Regions from separate parts of the Mus musculus genome. Here region 1 is linked to region 2. A link is a contact called in ENCODE Hi-C or POLR2A ChIA-PET data. All regions are on one chromosome and are shown on one strand. Each heading gives the region's core, a stretch centred on a gene start or an enhancer-like site at or near the end of the contact. The rest is flanking DNA. Distances are from core to core; before and after follow the strand shown.

Region 1 (6,092 bases), core at 872-3,371, 46 kb before region 2:
TCCTGGAACTCACTCTGTAGACCAGGCTGGCCTCGAACTCAGAAATCCGCCTGCCTCTGCCTCCCGAGTGCTGGGATTAAAGGCGTGCGCCACCACGCCCGGCTTTCTCTTCAGCCTTTGATCTTTCAAATCCTCTATCCAAAACTCTACTCTCAAAAAATAATATAGAAGAATAGAGAACTATATACATAACTGGAGTTCATGCTGTTGCCTACACTACTGTCAAATGTATCTGAAGGTTTTTATCCTTTAAATAACATGGAATTTTTAGTTAGATGTAGCATTGCTAAAATCTTAAACTACTTGCTCACCGGTGAACAGGTATCACTGGATTCCAGGCAAGGGAATCAACTACTTTGCCTTTCCTTTGGTCTAATGGCCAAGCAAGTAGAGAAAGCAGGACATCGTGATAGTATGTATCCTTGTCTTCTCTTCATCCCTTCAGATGAATGTTCAGAGGACAGGAAACAGGACTCTGCTACATTGTGGCTTACCGTCTGCACTCTTAACTGGCTATCCTTACAGTCTTCATGGTGCAAAGGAAAAAGGACAGGTTTAGTGAGTCACAAAGGCACCTCAGGGTGAGTTAACAGAAAGCAGAATTGGAATTTAACCCCCACAAATCAACTGAAATATTTTCTGACAATTGCCTGAAAGCAAACTAACTCAACTTATTTTGTTTTGGTTGACTCCACAAACAGAAAAAGCCCAGCCTGGAGTAAACAAGAAGACTGGTCTCCTACCAGGCATCCTGTGGTCCCCAAGACCTCTTCTTGTAGCCAAATTGGCTTGAGAGGTTGATGATGCCAGCAAGGCACTCTGAGCAACCTAGATCTCAAGTTAGAATACTTCTGGAATGGGAGTTGCAGATTTCCAAGGTCACCCATGTCTTTATCTGCCTAGCCAGCCCTCTGCCCAGGACCCTTGGGTGCATAGGAAGAACTAACCCACAGCTATCAAGAACCACCCCCAGGAGGGTGCATTACCCTAAGGATAAGTGTCTATTCCAATCTCTACTATTGTGACAGGCTGTCATGGGACAGAATGTGACACCTAGAAGGGCTTTCCTTTTGAGTTGACTTGAAAAATTAAACCAAACAGCAGTGGACTTTCTGGAGAACTGATCTTCTCTTGTTTTTGTGTCTTAAAAAATGTGTCCAATACATACCTTAACTTTGTAATTGAGCAAAATGACAAAGTTTTTTTGTGCTTCTACCCTCCTACACACAACTGCTCCAAATCCAATATAGTTTGACTTTTATTTTCTTAAATGGCCTATATAGAGAGGTAGGTCTGCTTTACCTTGCAAAAGTTAAGTAGGAATATTGACAGAGAAGAAGAAGAAGAAGAAGAAGAAGAAGAAGAGGAGGAGGAGGAGGAGGAGGAGGAGGAGGAGGAGGAGGAGGAGGAGGAGGAAGAGGAGGAGGAGGAAGAGGAAGAGGAAGAGGAAGAGGAAGAAGAGGAGGAGGAGGAAGAGGAAGAAAAGGAGGAGGAGAAGGAGAAGGAGAAGGAGAAGGAGAAGGAGAAGGAGAAGGAGAAGAAGAAAAAGAAAAAGAAAAAGAAAAAGAAGGGCAAAAGATGAGGAAAGGAAGCGGATTTTTCTGTTTCCACAGAAAGATATGGCAGCTTGCTGAGTGCATTTGGGTGTGTTCACACTCCTCTCCACCCCAAGTCTCTGCGGGATCCTGAGGTCACAGATCTGGCCTGCAAGGAAAGGGAGAGGTAGCCAGTGGCTTTCGACTAGCAGCTGAATACAGCTTTTCTGAGTTCTGGTGTGCAGAGCTCCCACAAGCAAGCAGGCCTGTGACTCTCACAAGGCTATTTTTAGATTCCGAGTAGGATGAGACTAAGAAGCAATGCTGCACAGCCACCTTACTGGGAAGCCTCTCTTGCTCTAGCTCCTCCCTGGACAGCCCCTCCGAGAAGGGAGTAGACCTTTATATTTTCTTCCTCCCCTGGGCCCTTCTTCCCCTATGCTTCCCCTTCTTCCTCCGGGTAGGCCTCGCCCACTTGTCTGTCTCATAAAGAGCTGGGAAACATGGAGATAAATAAAGCCTCAATTAGGCAGGAATCCAAAGCTAGGATTGGGGGATGGGAAGAGTGGTGTCTGAGGCTCTGTCCCAATCCAGAAATGCCTGAGAAAGCGCCCGGGGCCACAAGCAGCCTTGAGGTTGGCCGCTTCCCACAGCCCCCTTTGGCCTGTGCTGACCAGGCGTGGTCAAAGGCTGGGAGCCACGCCATTCCCACATACAGCTCCTCTAGGCAGCCTGGACTGCTGTACAGGCCCCAGCTCCCTTTGCCATCCCACATATATAAGAAAGAAGAAGTCTAGGCTCTTGGCCCTTCCATTTCTTTCCCAGTGACAGAGAAGGGACTACAGAATGTGGACTTGTCCCCAGCAGGGATGGCTTTAGATGCTGTGACGCCCCTCCAGGCCCAACAAAGGCAGTTTTTCCCCCCTTTCAACTTTAGAAACTCAGTGTTCTTATTTATTCCTTTCTGAGCTCGGAAAGAACAATGAGGGAGATCTTGTTTCTTCCCCTAAGTCTTGGGTGGGGGGAGAGCAGCAGAATATGGGGGAGGAGACTGGGCTAGCAGAAGCTCAGATATTTTTAGAGACATGGGAATTAAGTAAGCAGGGACCTTCTGGGGCCTGAAACAGTTTTTTTTTTTTTTTTTTTCATCCTAATTCCAAAAGGCCAAATGGGTGGTGGAGAGCCAGAGGCTGAAGGCAGAGAGCAGTAGAGTCTGGAGACTGTAAGTGACCAAGTGGACTCTTCTCACTCTGCTATGTGGCCTACTCCATTTCCCTTTACAAAGGGGGGATAAAGTAGCCTTCGTACCTGCACCCAAACCCCCTTTTAGCCTCAGGGGACAGGAAAGTGGCAAGGGGCAGCAAACTGAACTCCTTTGATCCTGCTTCTGACAGTGGGAGAAGCAAGATCTAAAATGAGATTTCTCAGTTCTCTTTAGGCTTCTAATAACCCAGTTCTCAAAGATCGCAACCATGGTACTGAACATCTTTTAGGGACCTCACTCGAAAAGTCTCCCACTATAGTTTGGGATAGGATACAGAGAAAAATGGAAAAGGGAGAAGCTGGGGAGACCCAGCCAGTTAGCTGATGTCATGCAATGCTACTGAAGTGTTAACCACTGATAGGCTCAAAACTCACACATTTCCATACCAGCAATCCTACTTCTAAGAATGTTCTCTGAGGCTCTCATATTTTTCCTTTTCATGTATTCTTCTTTCATATATTATATCCCAACTGCAGTTTCTCTTCCCCTCTTTCCTCCCCAGACTCACACAGGCTTCATCTCCGCTTCAGAAAAGAACAATCCTTCCAGGAACATTAACCAAATGTGGCATAACAAGCTATAGTAAGACCAGGCACATATCAAGGCTGGATAAGGCAACTCAGAAGGAGAAAAAGGGTGCCAAAGGCAGGCAGAAGAATCAGAGACAGGCCCCGCGCCCCTGTGAGGAATCTCACAAGAGTATCTAGCTACACAACCATACTACATATGCAGAGGACTTAAGTCAGACCCATACAGGGTCCCTGATCTCTTTGAGCCCAACTTGAGTCCTGGTCAGTTGATTCTGTGGGCCAATCAACTGATTCTTGTAGTGTCCTTGATCTCAGGCTACATTTAAACAAACAAACAAGCCAACCAACCAACCAACCAACCAACCAACCAACCTGAAAACAAGTATATAGAGATTGTAAGAACCATAAATAAACCCGATGGAATAGCAAATGAAGATAATAGGTAGGATGAAACAGCAAACTGTAGAATACAATATTTTAAAAAGTAGCAAGTTTAAATACGTAACAAATCTTACTTTTGGCATCAGGAATGTACACATCTGCCTGCGCACCGGAATAGTTCACAAACTCTTTGTGTGAACTGACTGTTATCTCTAGGTGGTAACCAAGCAACCTTGTTTCCAGCTTACCAAAACTTCCACCATTACTGATTTGACTTCTGTCACCGGGAAGCTATAGAGCTTACTGGCTGATTGGTTGGTTGGTTCCTGCTATAGGTAAACAGAAGGCAAGTGTGTCTTTCCTGTTCACCTCTTACATTTTCCACACCTCAGGACAGCTGATTCTATTTTTCTGGCTAGACTAAGTGACTGGAAAGCAAGGACCCCTTTTCATCTTTATTTTCCCAACTTTACGTTTCAAGGCACAGAGCAAAGCAGCACCTTATGTATGAAGGAACAAGGCCAATCTCTGACAGTTTCCCAAGGCCATAGGCAGAGCCCTCGGGAGAACAGGTGAGACAAAGAAAAAGCCACCAGTGCTCCACGGCCCTGGAAGGAGGGCAGGCCTAAGCCCCAGGTTTCTGCTGTTATTTCTCAGTTATTGAAGTATCAGTAGCAGGACCTGTCCAGGGCACTACAAGGGTATTATTGTTAATCCCAAGTAGGTGAATGGGCCCTTCAGTAAAAGGGCTCATTCATCAGAGGAGATTAGATAAACTGCCTCCTTCAATAGCAAGTAACCCCTGGGCTTCTAACGAGGAGGGCTTGCAATTTCAACTGAGGCAAGGAACAGCCAGCCAGGTGCATTTAATTCAGGACGCAAAATTGCAAAAATGTGGTACATTTGCATTCACACATACTAACATATACCTTGACAAGAGCAAAGAAAGAGCTATAGGGACCCACAGAAGTAACATGACCTTCACAGGCCCAAACACAAACCAGGCTGCAGTATGGATCAGACAGTAGAGCAGTCAGTGATGGCACACTCACAGTAAGAAACCAGAATATACCAACAACTTGCACTGTTCCTGACACACATGGAAAGCCTCCAGTTACTCACAGCTGATGTAATAGCTTTATGGCCTACTGACAGTTTTTTGAAAATGGTCATCGAGGTATAAACTCTAAAGGACAAACAATAAAGGAGGACACCAGTGGACATGAGATGTCAGTTAGGACTTTGGAACACAGTGACTGGGATTACAAGTAGGTAGAAGAGTCTTTTGGAGCACAGCCAGGGCAGCGGACTCACACTGCCACAGACCATTAGAAAGCTAGTGCTCTGAAGGCCACACAGGAAGGTTACTCTCTGAAAGGCTCTAGTGTGGGAAAAGGATTCACAGCTCAGAGAAAGTCTGTACCCTAAAGGTCAAAACCCTACCCCAAGTCCTTCGGCTGCGCAGAGGCATCCTTAGACGGGAGCTGAGAGGGCTCAATTTGGGAAAACTCATCAGTTCAAGAAAAAAGTGCAGGGTGGGACTGTCTGTCTCTGCCTCTGCCTCTCTGTACTTCCTTTATTATTTATTTATTTTCAAGACAGGGTCTCACCATGTAGCCTTAGTTGGCCTGGAACTCACAAAGACCTAAAAAGTTTTCTGGAGAATATCATTCTCCAAAGAATGGATGTGCCAGATGCTTATCTCTGGGGACACTTGGGACCTTTCAAAGAAGCTAGGGTCACAATTCTCCTCAGGCAAGTACTGTAGGTGAATAAAGATGTGTACATTCTGTATGCATTTATAGTCTGAGGCCAGTCTCTAATACACCTTTTTCCTCCAGATCTAACATGTTAACCCTATGTACATCATGGAAAAGAAAATCTAGGCCTAGAAACCATGGCAACTAATTGATAACAATACAGAGGTAGCTGGGTCTTTAGTAATGTCAATGGGGCTATCAATACTCCATAAAAGATAGAGGGAGGGCCAAAGGATCTTCAGCAGAGAGTTCAGCCATCACTTCCTCCTGCCTTCTCCCCGCTGCAAGTGACCAGGAGAAATACCAGCGCATACGAGAAGTAGATTATTAATGGAAAAGGGGACTCAGGGGTGGGACTTTGCAATGCTGCTGCTGCTGCTGTTTAGGGGCTGCCTATGCAAGTAATCCCTCATCAGTGCTCCCTAAGAAATCTAAATTAACGGCCTGGCTAGCCAGTCTGGATTTAGTAGACACCTGCTCTGGTCTGTTGTTGGTGCTCTACTTAAGGTGACTTGTTGTGGGGTCACGTCTACTTGTAAGTTTATGCACTCGGTTGCTATTCATTTGTGAAAACCTGAAGCCAAAGCCAATAGAAAGGAAGCTGAGAAGGCAAAGAGACAGG
Region 2 (6,771 bases), core at 4,134-6,633:
CTGGGGCTGGAAAGATGGCTCAGGGGTTAAGAGCTCTTGCAGGGGACCTGAGATTGGTTTTCAGCAATCAACTAGGTAGATGGCTAGTTCCATGTGATCTGATACCCTCTCTTCTAGCCTCCCAAGGGAACACACATATACACAAGCAGGCAAAATTCACACACATAAAATAAATACATTTTTAATAAAGGATAATTCAATACACCCTGGCTTTCTCTACCAGGATATCTGCTCAACTGCCTCTCTCCAGTTCTTAACATTGCCATGGGAAGATCTTCCTAGGCATCATCTGGACTACCCTCATGGCCTCTTCTAGATCCTCTGCCTTTAGTTTTGTGATTTTTCCTAAAAGCAAGTCCAACAAATTTAAAAACTTAAGCATAAAAATAACTGTAAACCAGCCAATAATACACACACACTAAATATATATAATGCTAATAAATTAATAAAATTGCAAATGATAAAGGAAAACAGATTTAACTGCATCCACCTGTACATTACTATACTGATTCTACCATGATCTGTGGCCCCAGTCCCAACTGCATTCATTTTAAAACTACTGTATAAAAAATAGCCACATAGAGAGACAGGGGGGAAAAAAAAATCTGCCATGTATGTGTGGGAGAAGAAGTGACAAACTATTGTTCCCAGGTCAATGCAGCCAGGTAGCTACTTGATTTTGCTAATAAAGTTTTACCAGACTACAACCACATCCATTGGGCTCCTGTGTTATCTATAGCTCATTATGTACCATAACAGCAACATAATTCCAGACTCTATATGGCCCACAAAGGCTAAATTATATTAAACCCTCTGTACAAAGTTTGTAGACCCTGACAAAAAGCATCATATACAAAAACTACGTATCATCAGGGGAAGGCCTGATGTGAAGATGAGCAAACAATGCAATGCAAACAAACAATCCACAGGACAAAGAAAAATAACTCAATACAGACGATGAAGAATGGCATACCTATGCTTAATCCCAGCATTTTGGAAGTGGAGACAGGAGGAGCAGCAAGTCAAGGAATGCCACAGCTCAAACAGAGTTCAAGGACAGCTTGGCTATGTAAGATTCCTTCAAGACTACACTCACATGCACACATTCACATTAAGACACACATGCATACATGTGTTTAAAAATAACTTAAAAACCAAGTCTTTAAGGGGGGGTTAACAGGAAACTCATTAAAGAATGAAATTATTTGGTAATGTCCATTTCTGAAAATGTTATGATACTGTTTTGGAAATTTGGTGAGCTTGATGTTAATCCAACCATTTTATTTTTAGGTATCTGCCCCAGAGAAATATTTGCATTCCTGCACGCACACACCCAATCAAAAGCACTATAAAGCTAAGACAAATACAACTGGGGTGGAGAGACAACTCAAGGGTTCAGAGCATTTGCTGTTTTTCCTGAGGACCAGAGTTCAATTCCCAGCACCCACATTAGGCATCTCCAGCTCCATGGGATTCAACACCTTTGGCTTCCACTTCCATATATGCACAAATCAATCAATCAATCAATCAATCTCTCTCTCTCTCTCTCTCTCACACACACACACACACCCTCACTCCTCCAGATAATTAAATTTAATAAAAATAAATCTTTTAAGAGGACAGCATTTATTTTATTTTTAAAATTAGTGTGTTGTTTGCATGCACAGGTGTACTTATGAAGTGTGTGTGGCCTTATACATTCCATAGCACCCAGGTGAAAGTCAGAGAATAACTTTATAGGCTTGGTTTCTCCTTCCATCTTTATGTGGATTCAGGAGGAAGAACCAGGCTTGGGCTTACACAACAAGCACTTTTACCATCTTGCTGGCTATGGTCACTATTTATAACAGCAAGACCTCAGCAGCAGCCTTAATTGGCCATCACTGAGGGAATGGGTTAAATTATAGTACACCCCAAAGGGGCCCATATGGAAAACGATTTGATGTTTTTAGAGGTAATTACATGAAAAGGAGCTCTAGACATTCTCAAGCAGAAATAAGTAAACTGTAGAACAAATACAAACACAAAGTTCAGGCTTTAAAAGGTTGAATGAGGGCAGGTGAGATAGATGGCTCAGCAGGTAAAGGCCTGTGTTGCCAAGCCCAGTGACCTAAGTCTGATGAAGGAGAGAACCGAGTCATGGTGGTGGTGCACCATGACAAGAGGATGCCCATGCCGTAACACAGTAAAGAAAAGTTACATTTTTAAAAAATGGTTTAAGTGATACTTGGGCCCATGAAGAGAAATGAGAAGAGGACTGAAGAAAACTGTCACCCTGGGAATAGGGGTGGAGCAAGCACATCACCTGGGTGACAAGAACTCTGATTACCTTATCACAGATTAGTCTGAATTCCAGAGGCCCCAAACAGCACTTTGAGGCATCTTCTGAAACTCAACCATCCTGATGTACTCATGGGGTGGCTGCTGTGGACAACGAGGGCACTCAGGAGTCCATGTTACACTCCTGCAAGGCTTTCCCTTCTCTGAGTTTCAGGGGTTTCTTCAGGGAAAGGAAGTGGCTAGCTTAACTGACCTCCAAGTGTTTGCTGGTTTGATGCCACAACATAGGCAGGCCTGAAAGAGGTTCCCTACCTCTCTAGGGAAAAACAAATAAACAAAACCAACAGCTGAGGAAATAAAGCTCAAATCAGAAGGCTGAAAGGAATGTATGCTCCTGGGAAGATGACATCCTTGAGAGCAGAAGCTGTCCCTGCCTCCCTAGACTCACATCCTCAACTATTACAGAGGGGGTGGCTTTGATGATGGCTGATGTATCCTCCAGCTTGGACAGTCTAAAATAAGCTCTGGGCGGGAGGGGCAGCAGGAAGCAGGGGGTTGGGGGAGGCTGACAGGAACCAATTGGCTGAGGTTTTCTAATGGAGTCATAAGGAGAGCAAAAGGCTCTGCTCTGGGAGAAGCGGATACAGAGCAGGGACAAATGCTGTTGGCAAGAGCCTCCAGCCTCCCCGCTCTCCTTTCAAGAGCAGCTCCTTCCTGAAAGATCCCAGGAGCTAGAAGACTGGGCTAATCTCTCCCCACACAAATAACCCTACCCAGTATTTTAGGAACTACTGTTCCAGTGCCCTGGAGGTCTCAGGCCTGTTTCAAAGTGCAATCATTTTGAAAACAACAAACTTGAGAGTTTAATACTTTCAATTTGCTTCATCCCTTGAATTAAACTAATAATTGACAGATTTTTTTTTAACAGACTCAAACATTTAAATTCCTCTCATTCATTTAAGAATCAGAAAAACAGCCCGTGTGTAGCATAAATAACTAATTGCCAGTTTAGGCAGTTGCTTCAAATAACCTGGAAACTTACAAACCTCCCTCAAAACAGCCTTTGGCAAGGCCAGAAACTTCTTAAATCAAAGTTGACTGTTCTATGGGTGGTTTTTCAGTTTGTTAAACTATAAGGGGGAAAGCTCAATAAAACATATTTCTTGTTTTTCATATCACCACTACCAGTTTACTGATACGGAAATTAAAACAGAGGTAAAGGCCTCATTCAAGGTCAGACCTCAGAAAGTCACAAGCAGTAACCGCATATCCCATATACTGCTTCCCTGAACAGGATCCAAATGAGAAGAGGAAATCACATTTCTCTCTCTTCAAGAGTCCTACCCTTCCCAAATAGACAGGTCTCTAAGGCCCTTGGCATTCTCACAAATCAATGACTGAGACTTGGAGAGTCTGGTTAAGCTTCCTGATTGCTTCCTGGCTATTGGAAATCTGACCTCAGAGAAAGAGGCCATAACCCCTGCCCTACTACTCCACTCTAGTTTGCCCCATAAAACAAGTCAAACCTTGCTTGCCTGCCTGCTTGCCCATAAAGGCTTTAAAAACAGCCAAACCAGGGCACTTCAAAGCAATGTTTTCAGTCTAAACAGCTCTTTCCAAAAGGAGTGGCTACAACTAGGTGGCACTGGCTGGACCGTGTGGGGAACTCCACTGAAGTCAGCAAGCAGGGGGCAAAGGAAGTGGGCGAGGGGAAAGGGGAGCAGGATATATAGTGCTTTCCCAAAGTGCTGCAAACAAGGCCAGGAATCCTCAACACCAGAAACGGGAGAGCAACCAGTTCCCAAGGGCCAGTTGCCCAAATTGGAGACCTTGTACCAACACAAATTCCCAATCTCCTACACTGCTCCGGGGTTGGAGGTCTTTGGCAATCTAGGACAATGTTTTCCATGACTGTGACTTGGAGGTCTGGAACTCTGTTTTCCATGACTGTGACTTTGACACGGGTTAGGAAGAGCGTCTAACCTGGTCCAAAATCCTGACTAACAAATTAAGGGCAGACAGAGGGGGAAACCAACTTTCCCCAGAATGTACAGGTCTTCTTGGTCTCCTGGGCCAGAAAGCAAAACCAAGAAGGGAAGCCCCTACCCCTCGACAAAAGCTATTCCTACCTTCAGTTCAAGAGCAAGACCCACCCATCTGAAGAGAAACACCTCATCTCTCTTCAGACCCTGACGGTGACAGTGACTTAGAAGGAGAGCAGGCTCTATTCCACAAGATGGAAACTGGTGACCCACGCAAACATGCCAATTCCTGGGACAGTTTGGTGGCCAAGTCTGCGTCCAGTCCCAAGACAAGTCGCGAGGGGGGCGAGGGGGGGGGTAGTACTGACAAGTGGCAAGCAAGCCCCACTTTGTTCCTATCCAGGGAAACCAGACATTTTTTTGAGTCACCCAACAAGCATGAATCACACGGCAGAGCTATGGGAACGGGAAAGGATGTTATTTTTCGGCATTCTTGAGGATTTTCCCTTTGTCCCAGCTCTATCGATACTCTTCCCGCCCCCATTCCAACCCCATCCCCCAACTCTCACGCATTTTTTTTCCCTGCTCCATTTTTATTCTCTCTTGGCCTTCGCAGGCTCTGCGCTCCCCGGCACGACTCGCAGGCAGGACTCTCAGCTCCGCACCCGCGGCAGCTCACCTGCGTCAGGTCCTCGTCGTTGAGCAGATGCGACTCGCGGGGCTTGAAGCAGTTCTGACACTTGCTCTTGTTGAAGATGTTGGCCTGAAATTTCCTGCACGGGTTTTCCTTGGCCGCCGACATGTCGGCTAGGCGGCCGCGGAGCGGGCCGCCACGGCCCAGCGCTCTCCCGGGGGTCGGGGACTCAGCGCGGCCGCCGCCGCATTTTGCGCTGGCCGCCGCAGGCCCGGAAAGGCCTCCCCTCTCGCGCCGCGCCCCGCCTGCTCGCCGCGGCCTCAGAGCGCGCGCGCCGCCTCGCGCCCCGCCCCGCCGCCCGGCCGCTGTGGGCCCATGGACGGACGCGGCCTCCGGCCGCTGGCTCCACCGCGGCCGCCCCCAAGGCGCCGGCCGGCAAGTCCAGCCGTCGCGCTCACCCGGCGCCCGCCGCCACCGCGAACGAACCGAGCTGGGCGCCGCGCGCACTCGGGGAGGGGCGGGGTGGGGCGGGGCACCGCAACCGGCAGCCCCGCGAGCCAATGGCACCCGCACGCTCCTGCTAACAAAGAAACCCGTCGACCAATGGATGACGGGGGCGGGACCGGGAGCAGCGGGCGCAAGGTAACTTGTCCAGGCTGGGAAGGTGGAGGCGCTGGGATGGAACTTTCAGGTTTGGTGGACTGGCGCCGCCGCCCGCGGCCTGACAGCTGCGGCGTTGGGCTGGGCTGCTCCCGGAAGGACGCCGGAGATCTCCGCGGTCTCCCTGCGGGCCCCTGTCTTTCTCGTAGTCTCTTCGCTGCGGCCTTCTGCCTCGTCTAGCCTGCGCCCCTACTGTGTGCTAGGTCTGTGGTCGACCCAGATGCCACCATAAAGACTAGAAATTGTTTCAAGTGCTTCCCGTGTTTTAGATCATTAAAGTTCCATAACCTTCCCGTGACCATTCCGGTTTTACGTAAGGAAACTGAGGCGCGCGGAGCAGTTAAGTAATAAGACGTAGTGTTTCCGAGGTGACTAGAAGATGTCAGCAGCCGTGAGGAGTTGTCAATTCTATTATGGGAGCCCAATTCTGCTAGAGTTACGTACGCACTCTTACCTCCGTTTTGTGCTTGAGGAGACAAAAGCTCAGACACTGCGAATAGCTTGTGCAAGGTCACTCTGCAAGAAGGGCCTGAACTATATACTACAGGCCACTCTTGTCCAGACTCCCAGGCAAAAGGCCACTTGGAAAGGAAACGACAGAGGAGTCCAGAATGGGCGGAGGGGAGGGGGATGGAGGGGGACAACCCCTGCTCCTTAGGAGGCAAATTGTTCCCAGCAGCAGTGAAATGGATCTAAGCAGAGAGCATGCAGAACTGTTCCCAAGGTATGCAGGTGTAAGTGTGGGGAGGAGGAACAAGAAAGGAGTATGTGGTCCCAGAACTCTGAAAGTAGATCTAGGAGGGTGGAGAGTTTAAGGCCAGTCTGGACCGTAATGAGACCTTTATAAGGAGGCTAAGGAGGAGAGGAAAGGGAAAGAGTGAGGGAGGCAAGACAGAAAGGAGGAATCACTTTGACCTGAGATTCCAGGCTCAGCTGGCTGGCAGTTCCAGAAGTCAGCCTGTGTTTTTTAACAGGCTGAACTAACTCATTCTTCACAATGGAGGTGATATTGGAGCAGGTGGTGGCACTGAGAGCAGCTGCGCTCAGGTCACAAGGAGGCTTTAGGAGAGAAATGCCTTCAGAGTTGCGTACTTTTCCACTGGTCATCTGGTGACTACCCCGGGGAGGTGCATTTCCATTTTGAGAAAGAAATGCTCTCCTGCACAAGGAATCAGGAATGAAGGAGCCCAGATCAAAGTGTGCCTGCAGCCTGAG

The links. A loop is a pair of places that touch in the nucleus more often than their neighbours do. ChIA-PET counts read pairs that join two places held with the same protein, here RNA polymerase II (POLR2A).
Region 1: a map of left cerebral cortex shows a loop between it and region 2 (4-fold over the local background). The contact joins the enhancer-like site here to the promoter of Mprip in region 2. A Hi-C loop is called at or near these places in 13 of 37 maps with a recorded cell type or tissue (adrenal gland, gastrocnemius, heart and 1 more). POLR2A ChIA-PET finds 5 or more read pairs at or near these places in 1 of 5 experiments (Patski).

What each region holds. Positions count from the first base shown.
Region 1 is chr11:59,704,183-59,710,274 of GRCm38, reverse strand. All of the region lies in intron 3 of Mprip (myosin phosphatase Rho interacting protein), which reads right to left. Among named protein-coding and RNA genes, the nearest start is that of 1700007J10Rik, 33 kb to the left of the region's middle. Within about 2 kb of position 2,121, at least 3 of the 3 ENCODE cell types and tissues checked have a DNase peak (open chromatin) inside an H3K27ac peak, as active enhancers do; they include gastrocnemius, heart and left cerebral cortex, where a contact is called at or near this core.
Region 2 is chr11:59,661,119-59,667,889 of GRCm38, reverse strand. Mprip (myosin phosphatase Rho interacting protein) reads right to left here and starts at 5,383. Exons shown (of 24, transcript NM_001368931.1): 1 at 4,942-5,383. The coding sequence starts at 5,064.